Linked DNA regions of Mus musculus: region 1 is linked to region 2. A link is a contact called in ENCODE Hi-C or POLR2A ChIA-PET data. All regions are on one chromosome and are shown on one strand. Each heading gives the region's core, a stretch centred on a gene start or an enhancer-like site at or near the end of the contact. The rest is flanking DNA. Distances are from core to core; before and after follow the strand shown.

Region 1 (4,714 bases), core at 1,925-4,424, 37 kb before region 2:
CCAGATGTAGCTTATGCTTGTAATCTCAGCACTTTGGAGGTAGAGGCAGGAAGATCCAAAGTTCAAAGCCATCCTCACCTACTCAGTTCTAGACTATTCTGGGCTGCATAAGACCATCTCCTCCTCCTCCTCCTCCTCCTCCTCCTCCTCCTCCTCCTCCTCCTCCTCCTCCTCCTCCTCCTCCTCCTCCTCCTCCTTTTTCGGTTTTTCGAGACAAGGTTTCTCTGTGTAGCCCTGGCTGTCCTGGAACTCACTCTTTAGACCAGGGTGGCCTCAAACTCAGAAATCTGTTTGCCTCTGCCTCCCGAGTGCTGGGATTAAAGGCGTGCGCCACCACTGCCCAGTTTCTGCTTCTGCTTCCTCTTCCTCCTCCTTCTTCTTTTTAAATTGTTTATTTAGTTTATGTATATGAGTACACTGCAGTTATCTTCAGACACACTAGAAGAGGGTCGGATCCCATTACAGATGGTTGTGAGCCACCATGTAGTTACTGGGATTTGAACTCAGGACCTCGGGAAGAGCAGTCAGTGCTCTTAACCACTGAGCCACCTCTCCAGTCCCTGGCTTCTTCTTTTTTTATTAGATATTTTCTTTATTTACATTTCAAATGTTATCCCCTTTCCTAGTTTCCCCTCTAAAAAATCCCCTATTCCCTCCTCCCTCCCCCTGCTTCACAACCCACCCACTCCCACTTCCTGGCCCTGGCATTCCCCTACATTGGGGCGCAGAACCTTTACAGGACCAAGGGCCTCTCCTCCCATTGATGACCAACTAGGCCATCCTCTGCTATATATGCAGCTAGAGACATGAGTCTCACCATGTGATTTCTTTGATTAGTGGTTTAGTCCCAGGGAGCTCTGGGAGTACTGGTTAGTTCATATTGTTGTTCCTCCTATGGAGCTGCAAAGACCATAACTTCTTTTTAAAAAATCTTTTAATTTTTTTTTTTCATTTGAGACATGTATCTGACCCAAAATTAACCTCAACCTCCAATTCTTGTCCTGTCTCAGCCTCCAGAGTGCTGGGATAATAGATGTGCACTACTAAAGATCATTTTAAGAGTCATATCTAGTCACTCTTTCATGTAAAAGACCGCTCAATCACTTCCCCTTTACGCAAAAGAAAAAGCCCATAGATTGGTGTAGGTTGTAATGTACTATAGCTATACTTACTGCCCCATTCACCTACAGTAGCTGCCTTCCTGTTGATAACAACAGACACACCTTTAGCATTTGAAGGGGCTGTTGCTTTTGACTAGGATAGTCCTTATCCTTAGACATTAGCTTCGTTAACAGTCTATTTATTAGTATTGTTGTTGTTATTGAGATAGGGTGTTTCTGTGTAGCCTTGGCTATCCTGCAGTTCACTATGTAAACCAGAAAGCCCCCTGTCTACACCTGACTGGCTGACAATCTTAACTCCCTTTGTCTTTGATTGATCATCTTTTCAGTGAGGCCTACATGGATCACCTGTACCAAAACCCTGCTGCATACCCCACACTTCTAATCCTTTTAGGGTTTTTGAGATAGGGTCTCAGAGTGTAGCTCTGGTTGGCCTGGAACTCATTATATAGACTAGGCTATCCTCAAAAGATCTACCTGCTTCTGCTTCCCAAGTGCTAAGATTAAAGGTGTGCCATCACACCTGGCTTGGCTCTTTTTTGTTTCCCCTTTAGCAGTTCTCTTCTGACATGCTTATTTCCTATATACTTACAAATATCTGGCTCTCTCACTTTAAATAGAGCAGAGATCTATAGTTCACACAGTGGTGCCTGGCTCATAGCAGGCCCTCCATAAATATTTAAATTGACGGTTAATAAATTTTAAGAGGCCTCAAACTGTTGGTTCTAGAACAAATTTTTCTCTCAATGCTAAATTTTATCAGTGTCTTAGGTTTTCTATTTCTGTGATAAAACACCATAAACAAAAACAACTTAGGGGGAAAAAGGTTTATATCATCTTAAAACTCTCAGGTTATACGCTTATCACTGAGGGAAGTCATGGCAGGAAATTGAGACTGGAACTGAAGGAGGGGCCATGGAGGAATATTGTTTATTACTTTGCCCTGCATGGCTTGTGCACCCTCAGGACCACCAGCTCAGGGGTGCATTACACACAGTGAGCTGAAACCTTCCACATGAATCACTCACTGCTTAAAATCCCCAGAGGCGTGTCCACAGGGAATTCTCAGTCCATGTTACCACTTCTTAGGTGACTCCAGCTTGTCTCAAGTTGAAATAAAATCAACCAGCACAATTGTTACCATATTCTTATGTGTGTATGTGTTAACTTATTATAGAATCTTTCTAGTTTCTGTTGAAAATTTTAAGATCTAGCAGAACTGATTCTGTGTCTGGCACAGCAACTTATTGCTGAGTTATGTTGGAGTGAGCTTTTTCCTGTTTTAATATATTGATTCTGTAACTACTAATTTCCACTGGTTGGGCCTGTTTGTGTGCTTGAAACAGGGTTTTGATATGTGGCCCTGTTCAGCCACAATCATGCTTCTGCAAACCAGGCTGGCTCCAGATGTTGAGCAATTCTGTCATCTCTGTCTCTTGACTGCTAGGATTAAGGATGTGTATAGCCTTAGAGTTTCCTAGAGGTGTTTAATTTGGGATTTCTACTCTATAAAGACAACCGAGAAAGTTCTGCACTTTGTAGTACTTATGTGCTATGGGGAGGGATGACTGCAAAAATAAAGAACTGCAAAAATAATTGCTAATCAGGTCAGTGTTGGAGCAGGGCCTTCGAAGCTTACTGTGACATTAGACACCAACTCTGTAGTTGCTGGACTTAGAAGTGTTCCAGAGGGAAGGCCAAGGTGGTAGGTACAAGAAGAGCTCCAGCAAGGCTGCTAGCCAACCAGTATATAAGATTTTTTTTTGTTTGTTTTTGTTTTTTTGGTGTTTTTGAGACAGGGTTTCTCGGTATAGCCCTGGCTGTCCTGGAACTCACTTTGTAGACAGACCAGGCTGGCCTCGAACTCAGAAATCTGCCTGCCTCTGCCTCCCGAGTGCTGGGATTAAAGGTGTGTGACACCACACCCGACTCAGTATATAACTTTTAAAGCATTTTAATTATTGCTATAGTTGTAAAGTATATACTAGTTGAATATGAACCTTGGTTAGTGGGAACTGCAGTGACATAAGCAAGTGACCTCATGTCTATGTCATAATGCCTGCCAGGTCACAATGGACAGGGTGGCTTGAACCTCTGCGACTTATCCGCTGAACCTCACTTTGCCGCAGGGAGGCACTGAACAGAGAAACTGCCTTGTAACAGGTCCCGCCCCTCTCTCTACTCCCTTTCTTATATCAAGAGGGGAAAAACACGGAACTATCTCTATCCATTCTGGTCACCATTCGCCTATTACCTCTACTGTTACAAATACCGGATCACCCTCCGGGAGAAGATGCTGCCTTGTTGTTACAAAAGGTACTTGTTTTCAACTTTAATTACATAAAGTATAAGGGAAATAAAACAACTTGAAAGAACTTGTTAAGTGGCAGGATAGAAGCCTAGCATGGATTTGTATAATTTTTCTATTTGGTTGGCCTGCAACCAATTCATAGGTAATATAGGAAACAGTGTTGGAAGACTGGTCCTGGGTAGCTGAAGTCAGGAAGCTACCTTTATAGTTCACATCTTCATCCCAGGCACTGAGATACACTAATTTGGGTCTTTCTTTTCCAACAAGCATCACTTACAAGGAACAGGAGGACCTGACTCTCCGGCCCCATTGCTGCCTCCCGTGCTCCTGCCTCCCGTGCTCCTGCCTCCAGTGCTCCTGAGTCCCTAGGAGGCCTCCAGGTGGGTAGGAGCACTGCACAGGAAAAAGACCACAGCCAGCTTAAAGAACTCTATTCAGTAAGTAAACTATGAACTGGTGATGTCACAGGGCAGCTCTGTGGTTTCTGAGAGAACATTAGCCAGTTGATAACCATAAAAATCAGAGTAGGTAGGACCCTGAGCTCATGTGTAAAATCTACTTGCTTTCTAGATGGATTCTGACCCAGAGATCTAAGTTATATAGCTGGTAGCCAACAGCAGGATAGGAAAAGTAGGTATAGCAGATTATCGTGGGACTTTAGGACATAAAGTACTTTAGAGACCTGACTGGTGGTAATTGGCCTGTAATCTCAGCTTCTTGAAAGGGCTGCCTAGACTACAGAGTGAGCAAAAGGCTAGCCTCAGCAAGTTAGCAAGACCTTATTCCCCAACTCTATGAAATAAAGCTGAGGAAATAGTATGAGCAAGATGACACCCTGAGCTTCCCAGTACTGGTCAGTACTCACAGGTATTTGACAGCGAGTAGAACTCAGTATGGGATGGCTATTCCTAGGACTAAGGAACATTGTTATATCTCTTAAGATTCTGACTTCCTAGCCTCCTTCATCTGCCTCTCCTTGATTCTAAAAAGGCACTTCAGTTTGCCTTAGGTGTGATTTTAGGACAAAATGAGCACAGATTATTACTTCAATTTTATTTCTTTTTTTTTTTTTTTTTTTTTTTTTTGGTTTTTCTAGACAGGGTTTCTCTGTGTAGACCTGGCTGTCCTGGAACTCAATTTGTAGATCAGGCTGGCCTCGAACTCAGAATCTGCCTGCCTCTGCCTCCCGAGTGCTGGGATTAAAGGCATGCGCCACCACGACCAGCTAATTTTATTTCTTTTCCAGGCTGGGAACCTGACAGTGCTATCAACTGACCCCCTG
Region 2 (5,109 bases), core at 2,329-4,828:
CCGTGGAAGGCATGAGCAGCGATTGAGGTGAGGCAAGCTCCTGACAGCCTGAGCTCCTGGAGCCGTACCAGGGGGCTGAGCCTTCGAGCTGGGATGGCTGAGATAGGATTCTGAGATAGATCCAAGATCCGGAGGAAGCTCAAGTGGTGCAGTGCTTGGAAGGGTACTGAGCTCAGATTGCAGCGGGTGATAGCCAGGCTGCTCAGGTTGAGGCCAACCAGGCTCCCTGGATCCAGAGCCTCCAGAGATGGCCAGTGGTGGATCTCCAGCTCCTTTAGCTGCCCTAGCCCTCGAAGTGCCCCAGCTGGTAGCCTCTCAATATCCAGTTCTCGAAGCCTAAGAGCTACTAGTGCTGGGAGCTGGGCAAGGGCTAGGCCAGGCACTGTGCTGAGGTTGCAACGTTCCAGAGTGATGGTACTTAACTTGGCCAGCCCTGCAAAAGCCCCCGGAGCCACAAACACCAGGTGGTTATCTCCAACCTCCAGCTGCTGGAGACTACCTAGCTCACTAAAGGCTCCATCTAGAAAGAGGACAATCTGATTGAGGCGGAGGTCCAGCAGTGTGAGGGCAGTCAGGCCTGAGAATATCCCAGGACCCACAATTCTCAGTCGATTGCCCTGCAGCCTCAGGGTGAGTAGACTTTGTAGGCCATGGAAAGCCCCAGGCTCAAGGGTGGAAAGCTGGTTGTAGCTGAGGTCCAGTTCTTGGAGCTGGCCCAGTCGGGAGAGCATGCCACGCTGAAGCCCCCACAGGCGGTTCCCACTCAAATCCAGGAGTTCTGTGTCCAGTGGAAGCCCTCCGGGAATAGTGTCCAGTCGCCTGTGGGCACAGAATACTGCCCGGGTCTGGGAGGTGCAGTCACACACAGTGGGGCAGCTACTGATGCTCCCTCCAGGCAGGAGGAGCAGGAAAAGGAGTGGGGACCATGGGAGCCAGGCTTGCTTTGGAGCAGTGGCTGCGTCCATCCCCTGAGGCCTGGAATAGATGATGACATGGTCTCTTTTGAAAAGTGGCTTCAGATGGTGGTGACCCTGCACTGCACCGAACCTCCTTAAAGGGGAGGAAAGGTGGATCTTGCCAGTAAGTGTGGCACACAACCAGGGAGACTTGATGTACCTTAATGGGGAAATCTCTCCTTTGCAGCCATAGAAAACTGGCCAAGTACTTCCTGTTCATGATCCCTAGTCAAGCTGATTTCTGTAGTGGAAAGTTTAAGGGACTGAGTAGTGGGGAAAGAACCCTGCATCTCCCTGTAAGGCGCTTTCCCCTGTATTTATGAGACCAGGAATTCCTCAGGACCCATCTCCCTGACATCTGCTTTCTACAAACTCTGCTATGTCCCTCTTACCCCATTCTTATTCTCCCATATGTTGTGCCTACAACTTTACCCAAGGATCAGGGAGATCCCATCCAGACTTGAGAGAGCTTCTGACCCTGGGCTGACTGGGAAAAGGTTCTTAGTTTGACCAAATCATCAGAAGCTAAGAAACATGCAGGCTTCAGCTCTGCTCTAGTCTCTGCCCTCTTTCCGCCTGGCCCAAGGCCCAGAGTAGCCAATTTGGTGTCCCAAACTGTTTGTGTGGATGGTAAGCCTGGCTGTATATTATTCATGGAACAGAGTGCAGGGGCACTGGAGGATGGGATTGGGATCCTTTACCAGAGCCCCAAGGACAGCACCTCTTCCCTTATAGATGGGGTTGAGATGTGGAAGATATCTAAAGGGTACTCAAATACTTCACGGGGTCCTCAGCCTTGAGCTTCCCGTACATCCTTCCTTAATGGTGTTTTGATTCTAGTTAGTATGTGCTTCTGAGGGAGAGCTTCCACCCCTTTCCACCCGAGCTGCCTGAGAAGACACAAGAAATGGCTTGTGAGCCAAGGAAGCATGGATAAAGGGGGAGAAACAGCCCATGACCTGATGCCTTGCGTGGGAGGAAGGGAGCCACTGGGTAGCACAGTGGGCACCCGGATACAAGCACAGCACCCATCAGTATAAAGTGAGCACCAGAAGCCTGGGCAGCATCAGGAGATGATGACCATGATGACTGTCGGAGGCTGGACATGGTGATAGAGATGGAGGCATCTTTAGTCTTGAGTGCCTCTGCTTGCCTTGCTAATGCAATAGGGACCACAGGAGAGGAGGAATATTAGAATGAGATGACAGAGGGCTAGGAGCAGGAGCAAGCTGACACTCCTGGAGGCGGCCTGCTTGCTGTGTTTCCCTGGCTGCAGGTCCTGCACCTCGGGACTTTGAGGCTTCAGGTTTTCTGGGCTCTGTGGCGTTAGCTTTCTGCTGTGTGTCCTATTTTCTCGCATGTAGAATACAGGAGGAGCTGCAGCTCTCCTTTCCTTCCTACACTCCAGGAGAATCATTCTGGAGACTCTCCTCCAGCCACTTCAGAGGATAACGCAGTTGGGAAACTAAAGAAAGATACCAAGTTCAGTCCTCAGTATGGACGCAGAGGAAAGAGCAGAAGGGATACAGGACACTGTTGTGGGATCACTTGGGGAGGGGAAAGAGTAGCAAGGGGCAGCAGCAGCTGTCTCTCTCCTCCCCCTTTCAGGGCCTAATGGGCATCTGTGTGGTACTAAGAGTTCCCAGCCTCTCCTGTCCACCTGACAGCTAGCCCTTCATCACTGTTGCTGCACTTCCTGTTCATCACTTCGCTCTGCATTCAGCAAAAGTGCAGTGAGGCGTGTGTGCCAGCGCCCTTTCTCCTGCTTACATGAGTTTTCTCTTTGTCCCCAAAGCCTGCTAGCCCAGTGGCTGGGGGACTTAGGGTCAACATCTTTTATTTATAAGGTGGCCAATTTAATCAGTCTTCCTTTGTTATCCTCTATGACTACAGGACTGGTCTCTGGTCACTTTGCAAGAAGAGATGGATGGATGTTACAAAACTCTTTCTCTTCCCCTGGGGTCTAGAGTCTGGGGCACTGCCCCCTCAGGGAGATGGAGCTTTCTTGTCTATGTGGCAGCCACAGATTCATTCGAGCACATATCCACTTTAAAGCATGCCAGATTGAGGCATGGGGACCTGCATGGTGAAGGGGCACTTAGGAGAGAGATTTTTGGAGTATCCACACAGATTAGGAGGGCAGCTTTTTAGAGGCTAAAAAAAGCGGGGGGGGGGGCTCCTTGGACTCTCCCTACCAGGGGTACCTGGGACATTTTAGTTTTCCAATCACAGGATGAATGGTCAGCTAGGGTAGAGGGGAAGCTCTCTTTCCTGTAGGCTATTTAACATGGCCTTGTCTTTGAGAATGCCATGGGAAAGGGCAGCTGAGACGTGCCCACAGAGGGGCAGGGGCACTTACCGGAGAAGCTGGGGGGTGGCATCAAGTTGGGCGCTGCATCTCTCCAGGGCTGGGGCCTGTCCCATCCGAGCTGCACCTTGGCCTCTCCACCTTCCCCGTGTGTCTGAGTCCCCACTCCCCACTGCCCGGCAGCCTGCCGCATCAGCCGGCTGGCAAGACTGCTGTTGCTGCCGCCGCTACTGCGGTCGCGCTGCCAAGACCAAAGGAGAGAAAAGAGCCAGGAAGCATTTTTTTCTTTTTTTTTTTTTTTCCCTCCTCTTCTCTCTTTTTAAACCAGAATGAGTCTGCAGCAACCCTGTTGGTGCAAAATAAATAAATAAAGCAACCAGGGAGGGCTGCAGCAAGCGCCACTACGGGATGACGAATCGAATCGGGGGAGGAACTGAAGAGGGGACCCAGGGCTGGGGCAGGGTCTGCTACGGAGACAGCCTGGGAAGCTTGAGAGAGTTTTGACATCCTGGTTCCTCCTGGGGAGCTAGAGAGCTCCCGGGACACCGCTTCCACAGCCTCTAGTCTTTTAGATGCAGGGCAATTCTGTGCAATTTCTAAATCTAAACGGGCCTGTGGGTATCATTTGTTGGAAGTTCTTAGTCTAGAATACCTTCCTTCAGTTTAGCTTGCCATTTCTCTTGTGTCAGGTATCTGAGCACCAGTCTCCCTGGTGGATTGCTTAGCTGAGGGAGAATCTTGGGCGGTGTGTGTGTGTATGTGTGTGTGCTAAAATTCTTATAAAACAGATAAATTGCTGGCTTGACACAGAAACAAAACTGCAGGGCAAGCATGTATCCTAGGCAGTCACATTCAAGTCTCCCAACACCCGACATGTGTGCCCTGCACCCTTGTACAAGCACGCAGGCACGATACACTTCCAGCCTTTGAAATCGTTTTATAAAGAATGGCACAAGTTGGGATTTATGTTTACTTGGCTAAACCCTTCCTCTGAGAGAAAAAAAAAAAAAAAAAAAAAAAAACCTCCCTCCCTCTCATCTGCTGCTTATACCTCCTAGGAGAGTCTGCAGCTTTACAAAACTGAGAGAAATTCTGAGCAAGACTATGGAGGAGAAACAGGTCCCTGTCCTGTTCCTAGTCTCTCCATCATGTGGAGTCAGCAGCACACAGGTACAGAGCAGGGGATGGCGCTGCCTTCCTTCCTCATAGCGTAGAGACTGAAGTCAAGGGCATCTTCCCGGGTGCTGGTCCTTGGGTTTTCCGGCTGGTTAGTATCCGGTCCTCTGCTTCTCTTAGGGACAGAGGACAGCTGGAGCTGGGATGAATTCTGGTGTCCTGTATGAATTAGAACCTCAGGCTTCTCAGAGCTGCAACCTCAAGGAAGAGATTGTGTGCCAGAGGGAAAGTCTACAGAATGGTGTCACTGGGGGCAGAGCCTCTGTGTGCTCCACCTGTGTGGATGTGTGTCTCTGATTAGACTGCTAACGAATCTGACACTTTTAAAGTGTGCAAAGAGGTTTCCATTCTAATTTTTCCAGTGATGTTTTTCTTCATACCCAAACCCCATAAAACAGTTATCTTGGGACCTTATCTCCACCCCACCCTCATTCTTTACACATCCAGGCATTTTAGGTCCCAGAAAACAGGCAGAGGGGGTCAACAACATTTCTTAACTAGGAAGAAGAAAGGCAGAAAAGTCTCAGGAATCTATATTCTTATTATATACAGGTCCTTCTGGGGGCTTGCCACCAGTCTCTGAGCTAGATCCATGTCCCCCCAGGAGGACCCATGGGGAAATACAATGAGGTATTGAAAGGACTGTTATTAGCTTTCAAGCCTAGATTT

What was found. Hi-C counts contacts between places; a loop is a spot of excess contacts on that map. ChIA-PET counts read pairs that join two places held with the same protein, here RNA polymerase II (POLR2A).
Region 1: a map of left cerebral cortex shows a loop between it and region 2 (14-fold over the local background). The contact joins the promoter of Oaz3 here to the promoter of Lingo4 in region 2. A Hi-C loop is called at or near these places in 2 of 37 maps with a recorded cell type or tissue (gastrocnemius and left cerebral cortex). POLR2A ChIA-PET finds 5 or more read pairs at or near these places in 1 of 5 experiments (Patski).

The regions. Positions count from the first base shown.
Region 1 is chr3:94,435,111-94,439,824 of GRCm38, reverse strand. It overlaps Oaz3 (ornithine decarboxylase antizyme 3), which reads left to right and starts at 3,174. Exons shown (of 5, transcript NM_016901.3): 1 at 3,174-3,437; 2 at 3,700-3,869; 3 at 4,679-4,714. The coding sequence starts at 3,271.
Region 2 is chr3:94,397,688-94,402,796 of GRCm38, reverse strand. It overlaps Lingo4 (leucine rich repeat and Ig domain containing 4), which reads right to left and starts at 3,578. Exons shown (of 2, transcript NM_177250.2): 1 at 3,316-3,578; 2 at 1-975. The coding sequence starts at 3,380. Rorc (RAR-related orphan receptor gamma) reads right to left here. Exons shown (of 11, transcript NM_011281.3): 11 at 4,521-5,109.